Linked DNA regions of Mus musculus: region 1 is linked to region 2. Evidence: chromatin loops called from intact Hi-C (ENCODE). Cell type or tissue: heart. All regions are shown on one strand.

Region 1 (8,000 bases), 320 kb before region 2:
CAGAGGAGCTAAATTTTTCATCTGATTCAGAGCTACTAAGAGCTAGCTCCTTAAACTCATCTAGTGACGGGTATAGGCTCCTTCTCCTAGAAACCTCTGCTGATTGATCTTTTTTCTTTTGTTTTTTCTCCTCTTTTCTTCCAATCTCTCTCCAGGTATTCTTCCCTGACCTTAACTTTTCCTCGGGTTCAAGACCCGTGGAAAGGCCTGTATACTCATTTGGTGCACCATGTTTCCTCTTTGCTCCTACTCTCTCTCCCCGCTTTACTTCTGATAGACTGTCTTGAATTTTGTCCAGAATTCTCCACCCTGCCTTAACCACTTGATAACATGTGAAAAGGAACAAAAAGGCTCCTAACACTGGAGAAAGTTCAAGGCCAGACATACCTCGTAAAGCTGTAACGTGACCCGCAGTTCTGGTTCCGCCTCGAGAACAAGGGATCTTCCTTGCGCCGGTGTGATGGTATAAAGTTCCCGGGTTTCTCGGCACCACTTATCCCGAGCTTTTTTCCCCCGCCGGCAAGAACACGCTCAGGACAACCGGAATCTTCTGCGGCAAAAGCTTTATTGCTTACTTCTTCAGGAGCAAGAGAGAAAATGGCAAAACCCCGTCCCTTTTAAGGAGAATTATCCTCCGCCTAGGACGTGTCACTCCCTGATTGGCTGCAGCCCATTGGCCGAGTTGTAGACACAGGGAAGGCAGAGCACATGGAGTGGAAAACAACCCTGGCACATGTGCAGGTTATTTGTTTACTACTTAGAACACAGGGTGTCAGCGCCATCTTGTAATGGCGAATGTGAGGGCGGCTCCCCACACTCACGCACATACACTAATAAGTAAATAAATGTTATATAATCAAATGTTTTCCTCACCTGATCTCTACAAACATAAAATTTCCAACTACGTACATCGGTTCTTGCAGCCCTCTGTACACCTGACAACACCCCAGAAACATTAGACTGTTAATGCCGTTGTACAGCTCTGTCTTGTCGATTTTGTATTTTAGCTTGCTCACCAGAAACTCTTGAGAAAACATTCATCGAAACTTATGATATTGGTAGTACTCTCAGGGAAAGCAATGAAGTTTCTCCCCCTAGTTTCCTACCTAATTAACTAGCAAGGCACTCACATAGAACTCACTATGTATGTTATCTTGAAAGCCTCTAGGGTTTTACAGACCAACGTAGATCACAATCTGCACTCATAGAAGCTACCAGGGAGACAGCCAAACAAACACTGAGAGTGGGGTGCAAAGCCTTTGAGAGAGGCATGGGAGCTATGTTTGTGTAGCACCCAGCCCACATACTTAACAGGGAAGTTGATTGCTTCTCCAAATTCCACTGCGGGAACCCAAGAAATTTTCACAGAACAAACACTCAATCTTTCGGGATAAGTAGACATATTCCAGGCAAAGAGTGTGGGATAAGGGCTACAACTCAGTGGTCGACTTGCCTGGAATCATATACAAGGTTTTGAGCCCAATGCCCAAAGACAAAAATTAACCGTAATAAGATTGTCTACCTTTGCCAGTATCTATGGTGGGAACACTGCTCTTGTGGCAGATTTCAGGCAACCAACATGTCGTCCCTGAGCGCTGGGACCAGCTGAGCATGAGATGGTAAGGCAGCATCACCAGAGGGAAGGCAGGTGACAGGCAAGGCACAGTCAAAGGCGCAGGTAGGGTGACCGGAGGAGTCGGCAGACAGGTTGGCTGCTGCCCTGCAGAGTATGAGACAGTGACTGGAAGATGTGGAATGTGGAGAAATACGTGCAGTGTGAGAGAAACAAAGAGCCTGCGACAGGAGGCATGCATTGTGAAAGTATCCGGAAAACAGGAGGGCAAATGATTGCAGAACAACAGGTTTGGGCAATTCTATCTCTTCTTCAGTGGATAATGTTCTAAACTGTTCATCTTTAGAGAAATAACTCGGGCGACGGTGTAGGGAAGTAGCTAGTGTTCAGGGAGACAGGGTCTCCCTGAAGATCGGTAGGGTGATCCATACATTTCAATAGTCTTGCAGTGAGATCTAAACTAATATTTGGTCTCTGTGAGCCATAACTAAGACATTTCAGTACAACTTGTGTATATCCCACTTCAGAGGGTTCTTTAACTCAGGACTTTAGAAACGAATGAAAGGAAATGATAAAATAATACCACTTTTTAATGTGGCTAAATAGAAACCATACAGTATCCTGCACAGCTTTATCCAACATAAAAGTGTGTCTGTACATTTTAATGTGGCTAACTCGTCTCATCTATGCTCATCTACACCAGAGAGTGCTTCCACTGCCTCCGCGACAGATTGCTAATTCTTATTGCCTCTTCCTGAGTGTCACATTGGTGCCATTAAGCACTCGGATCTGTTGTCTGCTTTTCTGTTACTGAAGTGCTAAGCCCTTTTTCCCAGGGACGTTGGCTTCCACAGCTGCAGCTGTCTGCTCACAGCCTTTCCCTTGCTAAGCCAGACTTCCAAGGAGGAAAGCATTGAAGCCTAGAGCAGCATCCATCCCAGAGATGCCCTGTTCCCTTGGGCTTCTTACTTCCCTAGTGATACTCTGGTCACAGGGCCACCTGGTGAATAGGAGCCCACAAGATGCTCACAGAGCTGCAGCTGCTGCAGTTATGTCAGATGGTTCTGGGATGGCTCCGTGGGCTGCCTGGCCTGGTTTCCTTTCTGTGGCTGTGATAAAATTCCTTGACAAAAGCAACTTGGGGAAAAATAAAAAGGTGTTTTAGCAGGGGATGGGGGGGGAGGCACACATTTTTAATTCCAGCACTGGGGAGATGAAAGCAGGTGGATTTCTGAGTTCCGGGACAGCCAGGGCTACACAGAAAAATCCTGTCTCAAACTCCTCCTGTCACCCCCCCCCCCCAAAAGAGAAATGGTTTATTTAGCTTACAGTTCTAGATTGTAGTCCATCAATGTGGGGAAGTCAAGGCAGGAACTTGAAGTAGCTAGTTGCTTCCACAGTCAAGAGCAGAAAGAGAAATGTATGCACACATGCCAAACTTAGGCTCAGCTCATTCCCCTCACACACACACACACACACACACACACACAACTTTTTTTTTTTTTAATAGACCAGGACTCAAATCCAGGGAATGGAACCACCCATGTTTAGTTGGGCCTTTCTTCATCAATTAACATAATCAAGACAACTTCCCACAGGCTAACTTGAAAATCAGACAATCCTCCATTGAGGCTCTCTTCTGAGGTGATGGCAGGCTGTGTCCAGTTGACAATTAAAACTGCATGTCACAGTGGGACTGTCCAGACCCACAAGAGATGCCACATGCCAATACTCACTCACTCTCCTCTCTCCCTTTGATCTCCTTCTCTTTCTTTTCTGAGCATCAGAACCCAGGGTTTGTTACCAAAGTCTATGTAGCCCAGCATCCTTAACTGTTTTACCACCAGCAGGTGGGGCAGCAGGAGAGCAGGAAGGAGACCTGCAGCTATCTCTCTCTTCAACTTAAGCGTGGGTAGAAAGCTAGGTAGTCTACTCATTTCCTCCCACACCACTGCCGCTACCTGCCCAGCAGCTGTCAAAATGGGACACCTGATAGCCAGACAGGACATTATAAGTCCCTACAAGTCACCTGCAACTACTATTGCCTTTCCACCCATAGACTCCAACATCAAGACCTGGAAGCTGGCTCTGGCCTGGTGGTTTGTAATTTTAGCTGACAGGTTGTAGGAATCAAGAGAGTTTCAAGTTCAAGGCTTCCTTGGGCTACAGATCAAATTAAGGAGCAACTTAACAAGATGTAGTGTGTGCTTCCTATGATCCAACCTGCTTAAATCTCAGTGGTGCTTAGGCCAACAAAACTGCCAAACTGAGCAAACTCAGATACAAATAGGGAATCTCATTTACACATGAATGCCAGCCTCAAGGTGAGGTGAGAATGAGAAACTGGAAGACCTAGCAGAGCCCTACAGAGTAACATCTGCTGGGAAAGCTATCACAGTTCCGGAAAATCCCACCAAGGGGAAAGTAGTTCCTTCTAGACAGGAAGATTAAATCTCTGGTAGAGACCCAACCTTCGAGTTTGGCAGGTCAATGGCCTGGTTAAGGGAGCATGCTTTAGGAAGGTGGGGCCACCTTTCCTCTGTCTCTTTCTTTTGGGTGCTGCCCAGAGGCCAGATACTCTTCTGGTACCCTGGGCTTCCGTGTTCCCTGCTTTCTCTGAAGCTCCCTTCCTGTCATGTGGCTTACCTCTCTGCTGGCTCAACTCCAGTGACATATTTGTTAAGTTTCCATCCACGAATCTATAAGAAACTTTCCTCTAAAACTTACTCTTTCAAACGCACCCCAATATTCCTGCACCATTGTCTCCTTGAGTTTGTATCAGATAAAATATTGCTGATGTGTATGATCCTATTTAAGTTGTATTGACTATAGGCCCATATGCCAACTTGACAAATTCGAAGCAAGACAGAGCAGAAACTCTCAGAACGGCTGTGCTTTGAGTTCTGGAAGCTGCCTCTGTGTCATCTCCACAAGGTGGAGAGTCAGTACAACAAACAAAAACAAACAAATAGATTGTTCCAAAGAGAGGAAGGGAAGATCTCACAAACTCACAGAAACAGTGGTGGAGGAACACTTGAAAAGTACTGAGAAAACCACAAGAGAAAGATGTCCTAAGAAAAGACCTCACCCATCACTGGGCTGTAACTCGCGAAGATGCAAACTTGAATCAAAGGTGAGAGCCTGAACTTAGAATGCAGCTGGGGGAGGAGAGAAAGGAGGTGGGGGTGTGGGTCCTTCCTCCTCTAAAGTAACATATCTAAGCAAGTGTTGTCCCAGAGTGAGCACACAGAAGCAGATACATCTGTGGTCCAAGGGGGTAAGGCCCCCACCTTGAACTTGGCAGTGCTGTTCATATAATACTTACTGTCTTATAAAGCATGAAAGATTCAAGACTGAGGAGATCTTGGTGAGCAGCTGAGTCCAGATAACATGAGACCAGGCTCAAAGTCCCTGCAAAGGTGCCCTAAGAGGCCATGTATAGAGAAGAGAAGCTAAAGCCCACGCTGTAGAAAGACTCCAGGATACTGGAGATGCCAGGGTCACGGAACATCTGCCAAGGATGCTGCAAGGGCTGAGTTAGTCTGTCCCAAGAGAGAGGCTGTCTGAGCTTCCAGCGACAGAACTGGGGAGCAGCTTCCCCATAAGCTCTTGAAGCCCAGCTGTTACATGACGAGGCCCAGATGAGGAACGTGGAGGTATTTGCCCTGCAGAATGTTGATCTTGCTTTGCTCCAGTCATTCCTTGCTCTACCCCAGTTGTTCTTTTCGGGATTGGAATATTTACCCTGTGCAATTATATATTAGAAGGAAAATTTGTTTTTTATTTTATAGGTATGCCCTGTTAGGAAACTGGACTTTTTAAATGTGTTTGGAGTTACAAAGATATTTGAAATTGCACCAAATGCATTTTATATTATAACATGGTCATGAGCCGGATGGTTTAAAATGATGTGAAAATGAATTGTTTGTTTTAGCTGGCTTATATAACAGACACAAAATTCTGGTACTGGGCAGGTTGTGAACTAGTCTAACATACATCCCCAGCCACATGTCCCCTGTTACTTGCTATATGGATCTTGCTCCCTCAGCCTGTCCTCAGGGGCCACTTCTCCTGGCTATGTGCTCCTGATGCATCCGGCCTCATGGCGGCCTCCTCCTCTCTCCAGCTCCTGTTTCCTCCATTTCCTTCACCTGGTGGTCCTTACCTGAGACCCCCAGCCTAGCAACTGAAACCCCATCTACCTCTATTTTCTCCAAAGGAGAAAAACTATTCCCTAAAGTTGTCTTCTAATCTCTATACATGCCATGACACCCATATGCAACATACATGCACATGTCTACATGTTACAAACACAAGTAAATAAAAGGAGGAAAAACCCACCCACAGTGAATATAATCTACCTGGTGGCTTACAACCACTTGTAACTCCAGTTCCAGAGAACCTTCAGAAGTACCAGGCATGCACAAACATACATGCAGGCAAAACATCTATGCACATAAAATAATATTTAATTTTACTTTTTAAAAAAGTATGCAGGAGGGGCTGGAAAGATGGCTCAGTGATTAAGAGTAAACACACCCATGAAGAAGACTGTGTTTAGTTCCCAGTACCCACATCAGGAAGCTCACAGTTGCTTGTGACTCTAATTCCAGGGGATACCCTTTTCTGTCCCCCTCAGGTAACCACACCCACATGTACATTCCCTGACACACACACACACACACACACACACACACACACACAATTTAAAAACATAGAGTAAATCTCTAAAAAGCTGTAAGGGAAAGCCGGTCACCTGTAACCCCTGTCCTTGAGAGATGGAGTCACTAGAATTGGGAGTTCAAGGCCTGCCAGGGCTACATGAGACCCCGTCAAAACAAAAAAGGAAAACAAAAACGTGGCTGTTGCTTAGTGCTGTCATACTTGTCTAGCATGTGAGGTCGTAGGTTCAATCCCAATACTGAAAAAAAAATTAAAAGACACAGTATAAGACCAAAAAGATGGCCCAGCAGGTAACGATGCTTGGCATCCAGCCACATAATATTTGTGCTATCCCTTTGACCCTGTGCTGGTAGTTTTGCATCAACTCAATGACACAAGCTAGAATCATCTTATGATCCGGCTACACAGCCCAGACTCTCCAAACAAACAAAGAGGTCACAACTGGACAAGCAGGGCTCATCTTATGAACTTCTTAAGTGACCTCCATGAGTTGGAAGTGACACTGAGTGCTTCTGAAAGGGATTTTGATCCTTCTCCAAAAACCAAATGGCTTTGAATGCCTGTCCTAACATTAATCCATGAAGACACCCCATGTTCCAGAAGTAATGAAAGGGTAATTATGGCTCTCTACTTTCACTGTCTCATTCCCTGGAGAAAGTTCTAGAGGAGGGAGGATAAAGAAACCCTCTGTTGGTTAACAGCCTCGAATTTGTGCGTGGATTAACAATTAGTCTGAGTTCGGCGTCTGGGGAGCTGCTTCTCTGGCTTGCTATGGCTGCACTTTAGAAATTAACTAGGAAGGATAAAATGTTCTTCCCGGAAGGAATGTTCTGGAACCCAAGTCATCTTGACACGTTTGAAATCCCTTTCAGAAAAATTTAAAAGGAGACATAATCAGATCTTATGGAGCGATTCTAGCCTTATCACTTCCACCTTTGTTCTGAAGAGGATTAAGTCTTTGGATTTCAAAAATCCTCTTTCTTTATCGCATTATTAATTTGGTAGGTTTAGAAATAGACTGGGCATGGGTAATTCAGGGTTTGGGAGGTGGAGGCCAGAACATCAGGCATTCAAGGTTACAAGAAACTGTCTCAAAAACAAAAACAAAAACAAAAACAAAAACCAAATAAATAGAAAAAGCAAACCAAACTAAAACAAAACAAAACAAAACAAAAAACAAGAGCCGGTGGTTGGCTCGGTGGTTACAGACACTCAACCAGCAAACCCCACAGCCTCATTTCTAGCCCTGGGGTTCCCACTGGCGGAAGGAGAGAACTGACTCCCATCTGTTGTTTTCTGTCCTCCACAGACATGCCATGGCACATATACAATGCCCACCACCAGAAAAAAAACAAGACAAAAAACCTAAGAAACAAAAACAAAATTAGAGTTCAAAATAATGCCTTTTAAAAATAAAAAATTACACTGCCCTTTAAATTTTAAGTATGTTTGCCTCCCAGTCACACCCTGTTAACTTTGAACCTATTACTGTTATGATCTGCTTAATCTTATGAAATATGCATATGCATGAGCCTTAAATACATTCGATGTACTAATGGGTTCTAAGGAGGACGGTTTAGCTTCTATGTTTCCATGAAGTGAAAAGTTACCTCAAAGAAATTCTCTAATTCTAGTCCCATTTGTTCTCTCACCTTTCAGCTCTAGAGTACCCTAAAAGCTGTATGTCTGCCCTTGAGATTCACAAAATGACAGAGGTGTTTCAGTCCTAAACTGCTAGGGCACA
Region 2 (8,000 bases):
GTCAAACTGGGAAAGCAAACCCTTTCTCCTTAAACTGGTTCTGAGGTTCAGGTGAGAGTCGTGTGTGTGTGTGTGTGTGTGTGTGTGTGTGTGTGTGTGTGTGTGTGTCTGTCTGTCTGTCTGTCTGTCTGTCTGTCTGTCTTGGGTCTGTCTGTCTGTCTGTCTGTGTCTGAGGCAGGGTACCTCGTAGTCCAGGCTGGCTTCAAACTCATCACATAGCAGAATTCTGAGTCTTCCTGCCTCCATCTAAGAGCTGAGGTTACAGGTATCTGCCACAACCCAGCTTGATTTTGATCAAACTCTGTAAAAGTGGCTAATATAAAGGACTTCTAGAACACTGGAAGAATCATTGTTAAGATTTTATTACTAACAACTGCTAAGTTTCAAACCCAGGACCAATGACTAGGTACCTATTTAATATATCGAATCAGACCTGGCAGCCAGGTTCTCCCAGCATCCTTCAGTCCCTATCTGTTACAGAGTTTGGCTCGAATACCCCACCTTCTACCTTGAACTCTCGAGCCCAGTGGTTGGGCTGCCCTTCCCCCAAAAGCTCTTCCCTATATAGTCCAGCCATTTTGATTACCTTTTTTGTTTCTTTGGCCTCCTGGCTACTGCACCTAGGGTCCCTCTTTCCCCTATGCCCACCCCCCGCCCCGCACCCCCCACCTGTCCACACATGGCCTGCACTCAGCCTGGTCATGTCAATTATGGACTCTCCCAGATGTCCCTGCCTCTACCTATGCCACAAGTCTATAATAAACTTCTCCACCACACCTAGGAACGGTCATGTCCTTTCCTTTTTTATTTATTTATCTTTTTATTCAAGAACAACAAAAACAACCACCTCAGCTGCAGCCTAGTGTGGTGGCACATGTCTTTAATCCCAGCACTTGGGAAGTAGAGGCAGGACAGTCTCTGAGTTCTAGGCCAGCCTGGTCTACATAACAAGATCCTGGTCAATTATCACTACTTAGTGAGCCCTGTTTAAAACAAACAAGCAGCTGGGCGTGATGGCGCATGCCTTTAATCCCAGCACTCGGGAGGCAGAGACAGGACGATTTCTGAGTTCCAGGCCAGCCTGGTCTACTGAGTGAGCTAGCTCCAGGACAGCCAGAGCTACACAGAGAAACCCTGTCTCGAAAAAACTCAAAAAAAAAAAAAAAAAAAAAAACCCAAAACTCAAAAAACAAAACAAAACAAAACAAAAACCTAAACAAGCAAAAACTCTGAAGTAGATGTCCCAGCACCTGTCATCACTCGGAGGTTGAAGGAGGAGGATTAAAGCAGGTATACGGCCACATAGTAAGTGGGTTCCAGGCCAACGTGGGCTACACCAAGTGAGGCCTCCAACTGGCAAAATAAAAAGCAGTGGCTTAAACCGCAGAAATTTACTTTCTTGTAGCTCTAGAGGGTTTAAATCTAAAATCAAGGTGTTGGTAGCATTGATTTTTCTTATGTCTCCCTCCTTGGCTTTAGATGCAATCTTCTCCCTGCATTTTTACAGAATCTTGCCTATATCTGTCTAAGATAGTATCTGTCTTAGGGTTTCTGTTGCTTCGATGAAACACCTTGACCAAAAGTAAGTGGGGTTGGGGGTGGGGGTGGGGTTGGAGAGACGGCTCAGCTCTTAAGAGCACTGACTGTTCTGCCAGAGGTCCCGAGTTCAATTTCCAGCACCCACAGGATGGCTTATAACCATCTGTAATGGGATCTGATGCCCTTTTCTGGTGTGTCTGAAGACGACTACAGTGTACTCATATACATAAAATAAATAAATCTTTTAAAAAACGAAAACAAAAACAAAAGCAAGCCGGGGAGGAAAGGGTTAATTTGGCTTACATTTCCACATTGGTGTTTACCAAGAGAGGAAATTGAAACAGGAACTCACACAGGGCAGGAACCTGGAGGCAGGAGCAGATGCAGAGGCCATGGAGGGCTGCTGCTCGCTGACCTGCCTCACACGGCTTGGTCATCTGCCTTCTTACAGAACCCAGGACCACCAGCCCAGGGATGGCAGCAGCCACCATGGGCTGGACCCTCCTCCATCAATGAGCAGATGGACCCTAGGGAGACATGGTCTCCACTGAGGTTCCTCTCTCTCGGATGACTCTAGGGTGTGCTAATTCACTTATATGGTCATCACCATATCCTCATTTTTTTTTAAAAACAGAAGTTATTATATTAACAGAGTTCATTAGCTCAATTTTTAAAAAAGATTTATTTATTTAATGTATGTGAGTGCACTGTCGCTCCCTTCAGACCCACCAGAAGAGGGCATTGTATCCCATTACAGATGGTTGTGAGCCACCATGTGGTTACTGGGAATTGAACTCAGGATCCCTGGAAGAGCAGTCAGTGCTCTTAAGAGCTGAGCCATCTCTCCAGCCCCCCCCCCATTAGCTCAATTTAACATGAATCCTTTAAAGGTTCTATTTACTAATTAGTCACATTCTGGATAATAGGACTTGTAGGAGAGAGTGTACTCAGTGGTTAGAGCACTTATCTAGCATATGCTAAGTTTGATCCCAAGTACCTCCCCAAAGCAAAAAGAATTGGAGGGAAGGCGTAATTCAGCTATAGCATTGGTCAACGTATGCAAGTCTATAGTGTTTCATCTCAATATACCAATAGCAGCTGTTTTATAAACCAGCCTAAGATGTGGTGTTTGTGTAGCAGCAACCTGGGGAGGCAGGTCTTTCAAGCACGTACACAGCCACTTCATATTCATATTCCTTGTGCTGGGCAGAATTTTCCTTCATTATATACTCATAAGCATTATTTGATAGTTGATCTTGTCAACTTGATGGGATCTGGCACCATTGCAAGGATGTTTCCAGAAAAGGTTAACTGAGGAGGGAGACACACCCTGCCTGGGCAGCACCATCCTGTCAACTGAATCCACCAGGAAGAAAAAATGGAATACCAACTGAATCCACCAGGAAGAAGAAATGGAATACCAACTGAATCCACCAGGAAGAAGAAATGGAATACCAGCATCCACCATGTCTAGGCTGGATGCAGTGTGACAGCCTCAGACTCAGGTGCCATAGCCACCGTGCCTTCCACCATGGACTGTAGCCCCTCAAAACTGAGAGCCAAATAACCCGGGCTCCCTTAAGCTGCTGCTGCTGGTTGTGACACAGGCTCCTCCCTTCCCCCTTTAGACTTATCCTCCGGAAGATGAGTTTGACCTGCCCTGGGCATGAGCCAGACTCAGGGGTCTCCTCTTCAAGTGCAACTACATCGTATGAGTCACGATTGCTCTTTTGTTAATGTATATTTGGTCTGTTCCTTTTGATTTTTCTAATTTCTGATGCTCATTGTTATTGTGTGAACGTGTGTGTACATGATGCCTGTGTGGAAGTATGGGCGTTTGTGTGCCACAGCACACACGTAGAGGACAGAGGCAGCTTTGTGGAAGTGGTCCACTCTGAGCATTATGTGGGTACAGTAAATTGAACTCAGGCTTTCAGGCTCATCATGAAGCAAGCGATTCTGTCCTCTGAGCTGTATTGCTGGCCTTCAACCTGACTTTTCCAAGGAACTGTGTATCCTTTTCTAAAACTTAAATTTAGTTCAACAGGAAAATGCAGTGGGGTTCTGGTCTGCTTTGGGGGCTGGAGGTGCAGCCTGGCTGTGACCTTTGCTGCACTGCCTCACAGGCCACTCTTGGTTCTGATTGTGGTGAAGGTTGACTTCCAGGAGCATTTGAGGCTGCTTTTCTGACTCAAAGCAGCATTGCACTGCCCCCCTGTGGCTGGACAGGGTCATGACTCCAGGAGAGTCAATGGGTTGTGAACAGATGTGATTCCCCGGGGCCCCCAACTGCCAGAGTGGGACATTCTGGTTGTAAACCACCGCCTTAGCTGTCGCAGTGGCATGGATGTGACTGATCTAAGTCACAGGAACTTCTGGAATGGATGTCTTCATTCTGAAACCCCTAACAACGCTGCTCACCTGAAGTTTCTCATGAGCAGATGAGTGACAGGCCTTAAAGACAGCAAGAAAGGACAAGTGTGCACAGCTCCTGCGATGTGGTACCCAGGGGCTCTCATAAAGAAAAGCCTGGCCCGGCCCTAAGAAGCCGGAGGCCTAATGCTTTGGTGTTAAGTCTGTGGGTTACATAGTTACATAGTTAAAAGCTAGCCTGAACCATGTGTTGAGATGCCCAGGCTGCTGAGCAGGTAAAATCGTGACCGCATCCCCATATATTTTGTGTGAGTGTGTATGTGCACATTGATGTGTGTGCAGGTGCTTAAATGTGTGTTTTAGGAGAGCATTATGCAAGTATAGCTTGCATGTGTGTGTGTGCGCACATGCGAAAGCCAGAGGTCAACCTTGAGCATGTGTTAGTTCTTTTGTTTGTTTATTTATTTTTTTGAGACAAGGATCTCTTTACAGCCCTGGCCTCAACAATTAGGCTAGACTGGCTGGCCAGCAAGCCTCCGGAACTTAGCTGTCTCCGTCTCCCTAGCCCTGAGATTATAAGCACATGCCATCACATTTGGCTTTTTAAAAAAATAAATTTCTCTCTCTCTCTCTCTCTCTCTCTCTCTCTCTCTCTCTCTCTCCCTTATCTATTTATGAGGTCATGCATGCCTTGGTGCTTGGGTGGAGGTCAGAGAACAACTTGTGGAAGTCAGCTCTCTCCTCCCACTATGTGGTCTCCAGGGATCAGACTCAGGTCTTCAGGCTTGGTGGCAAGCACCTTTATAAACTGAGCCATCTTGGCGGCCTCACGTTCTTATGCTTGCAAAGCAGGCGCTCTACCGACTGAGCTATCCTCTACATTTTAAGAAAGGTTTATCGTGGTTACAAGCACAAGCTTTGGACTCTGGGTTTCAAGCCCTAATTGCACTACTTATTCGGGTGTGGCTTTGCAGGGGTAGTGTGGAGAATGAGGGTGAAGCAGAGGGGGCAGGGGCTCCTAACACAAGTGAGGACCACAGGAGGTGAGAACCACAGGAAGTGTGGGGGAGGATGCAGACAGCAGCAGATCCTCAGCTACTCCGTCCTACCCTCAACTGCTCCTTCTGGCCTCGGTATGTGTCTAACTCTCCTGGCTCCGATTTTTGCCTTTAAGGACAAATGGCAGAATTCCCTGGAAGACAAAGGCTCCACACTCGGGAGTGACTCAAGTCCTAAGCCCCTGGCCAAAAGCTGGGGCTTCCTCCATGCTGGAGTGAAGAGGTGTTGATGGTTTTTGGTTTTCTTTTCTTTTCTTTTTTTCTGAGTTTCCATTTTGTGGGGCATTGTTCCACTTTGTCTGCAGGCCTTTTTCAGCAACTGTGTAACAAATGCTCTTTAAAGACAGCCAGCAGTGGCGGCACCCAGACTGCCCTGCAGGGCTGGGCCAGTGTGCAGACACCCTGGGTGGTCGTTGCAGCTGTAACTACCGGGTCAACAGCCACTGAGGAAGAAAACCGGGTGGAAACTTGACCTTGGCCCCCAGCTACTCCACTAGTCTGGTTTTGCTGCTTTAGTGCTTAACCTGCCCAGGGGCTACATCTGGGATTAGAGTCTGCAGGCAGGGTTTTGGGTCAGGGCTCAGCCCTGAACTCCCAGGGGAAGAACGTTTCATTCCTGGTTCATTCTCCACTGCTTTGAAGGTTGAAAGCAAACTACTACCCCGCTTCTGAATCCAGCCTGGGTTTCCTCTTAGCTCATCCTGAACAAACTGTTTGACTGCCTGGAGGAAACGCCATGTTGTTTTTTCTCAAAGATGAAGTGGACACTACACTAATATTTACTCAGACAACTTTGTTTAAAGGATGGCTCAATGTGCATTTGAGTTGTATTGCAGAGCCAGGTGCTCAATAAACGTTAACTACAAGAGAAGGTGTGGCTGTACTCACCTGTGTTCACACTGGGCGGGGCACGGAGAACAGCAAGCAGTCTCAAGTCCGATGCTGACCCAAGCTATAGCAGATTCTAAGCTACTATGTGAGTACTTGTCTCAAAAAACATAAACAAACAAACACACATAAATTAATGTTAGCTTATGTTATCTCTTAAAATATTATATTTAATGGGGCTAGAGAAATGGCTCAGCGGGTTAAGAACACATACTACTGATCCTGTGGGGCTCTTGGGCATCCGGGATTCCAGTCCCAGGAGATAAGACCTTCTTCCAACAGACATGCAGACAAAACATTCATACACACAAAATAAAAATAAATCGAAGTATATAGTAAGTAAAACCATCAACATCATCACCACTGTGGTGTGTGTGTGTGTGTGTGTGTATGTATGTGTGTGTGCGTGTGTGTGTGTGTGCGTGTGGTGTGTGTGTGCACGTGTGTGGTGTGTGCGCGTGTGGTGTGTGTGTGTGCGTGTATGTGTGTGTGCATGTGGTGTGTGTGTGCGTGTGTGTGTGTGTGTGTGCATGTTGTTAGGTTTGCACAGTTAGGTGCCAAGTGCCTTTGCGTGCTGAGCCATGTGCCCACCCAGTACGTACTCTCTTACCACCTCCCTCCCCATCATGCTGCCCTTCCGGTGTGTAGAAACTCATGTTACCTCTGTCTGGAAATCGCTCCTTCCTCTCCACTGTCCTCCCATAATCTTGCCCGTTGTCCATTTCAGACTTATTCTGAAACCAGCCAGAAAAAGCCTGAGTGGGGGCTGGTGAGAGGGCTCAGTGATTAGGAGCACCGACTGCTCTTCCAAAGGTCCTGAGTTCAAATCCCAGCAACCACATGGTGGCTCACAACCATCCGTAACTCGATCTGAATCCCTCTTCTGGTGTGTCTGAAGACAGCTACAGTATACTTACATATAATAAATGAATGAATGAATGAATGAATGAATGAATATTAAAAAAAAGAAAAGAAAAGAGAAGAGAAGGAAAGAAAAGGAAAAAGAAAAGAAAAGAAAAGAAAAAAAAAGAAAAAGTCTGAGTAAACTTGTGAGGGCTGCCAAGTAAAGAACAACAGACTTGCTCCTCCAGTCACTGACAGAATGGTGTGAAAGAGCAGAAAGACTCCAGGGAGACTTGCTGGCCTGATCTCCTCCATATTAGCTAATGGGCAAAGCTGCCTGTCTGTACTCATGGATGCACACTGTCTGTCTGTACTCACAGATACACACTGTCTGTCTGTACTCAAAGGTGCATCCTGTCTGTATTCACATGTTCACACTGTCTGTACTCACGGGCACACTGTCTGTATTCACATGTTCATCCTGTCTGTATTCACATGTTCACACTGTACTCACGGGCACACACTGTCTGCACTCCCGGGGACACACTGAGAGTGTGCTGGCGCTTTGTCACCAGTATGACTGAGGTGGCCTTTTTCAGAGGACAAACAGGGCCTGTCCAACCCTCACCCTAGGTGACCCTTGCGTTCACCAGCCAGTTCTCCTGCAGCAGAAGCCACAGTCCCACTGCTGTCCCAGGGGACCCTTGGAAACCAGTTAGCACAGAACACCTTTGCTTTAGGGACTTGGTGGTTTTAGGCAAGAACACAGAGAGAGAAACTGAAATGCATTCTGTGAAAAACATTGACATTGGATTTTGCATTCACTCTGTTACACACTGCATTCCCCTCACTGGTTCCATGTCCAAAGCACTCACACATAAAGTGAACCTTTGAGAGACTGAAGCCCCTGAATTTTAGAATCTCAAGTTCTGGATACAGTCAGTTCCCTGTGGATGCAGGAGCAACTGTTCATGTACAGGATGACAATACAGAGGTTCTAGGCAATAGGATGGTTAGTGATTTGTTTTTAATCTCATACAGTATTTCCTTGGATCTTCAATGTTGTGTGTACTCATGAACATTTATAATCAGAAGCAAGCTGCAAGTTGATTTTCAGGAGAATGTCACTGAGCAGAAGAGAGACGCCCTAGAGTGTCTCAGACCACACATGAAGGAAGACACTGCAGAGTAGGCTGTCCACTGTCGGGACTCATACCTTCCCACACCATCTTCTGTGTGGGCTTTAGCCAAAGCCACGTGGGTTCCCCTTCATGGTCCATAATTGTTCTCGTGATACCC

Evidence for each region. Peaks named below come from ENCODE experiments on the same cell type or tissue, not always from the same donor. Only the 100,000 strongest peaks of a DNase experiment are listed, where the experiment ranks them.
Region 1: it touches region 2 in a loop (3-fold over the local background); 18 of 42 quality-filtered maps call a loop at or near these places.

The regions. Positions count from the first base shown.
Region 1 is chr15:38,603,003-38,611,002 of GRCm38, reverse strand. No RefSeq gene overlaps it. Among named protein-coding and RNA genes, the nearest start is that of Gm41309, 4.7 kb to the right of the region's middle. In heart, a CTCF peak has its summit at 3,425; no DNase peak of the experiment used is centred here; H3K27ac peaks cover 144 bases.
Region 2 is chr15:38,279,804-38,287,803 of GRCm38, reverse strand. No RefSeq gene overlaps it. Among named protein-coding and RNA genes, the nearest start is that of Gm35248, 15 kb to the left of the region's middle. In heart, CTCF peaks have their summits at 2,262 (motif pointing right) and 3,758 (motif pointing left); DNase peaks (open chromatin) are centred at 3,743, 4,053, 4,713, 5,152 and 2 weaker places; H3K27ac peaks cover 1,571 bases.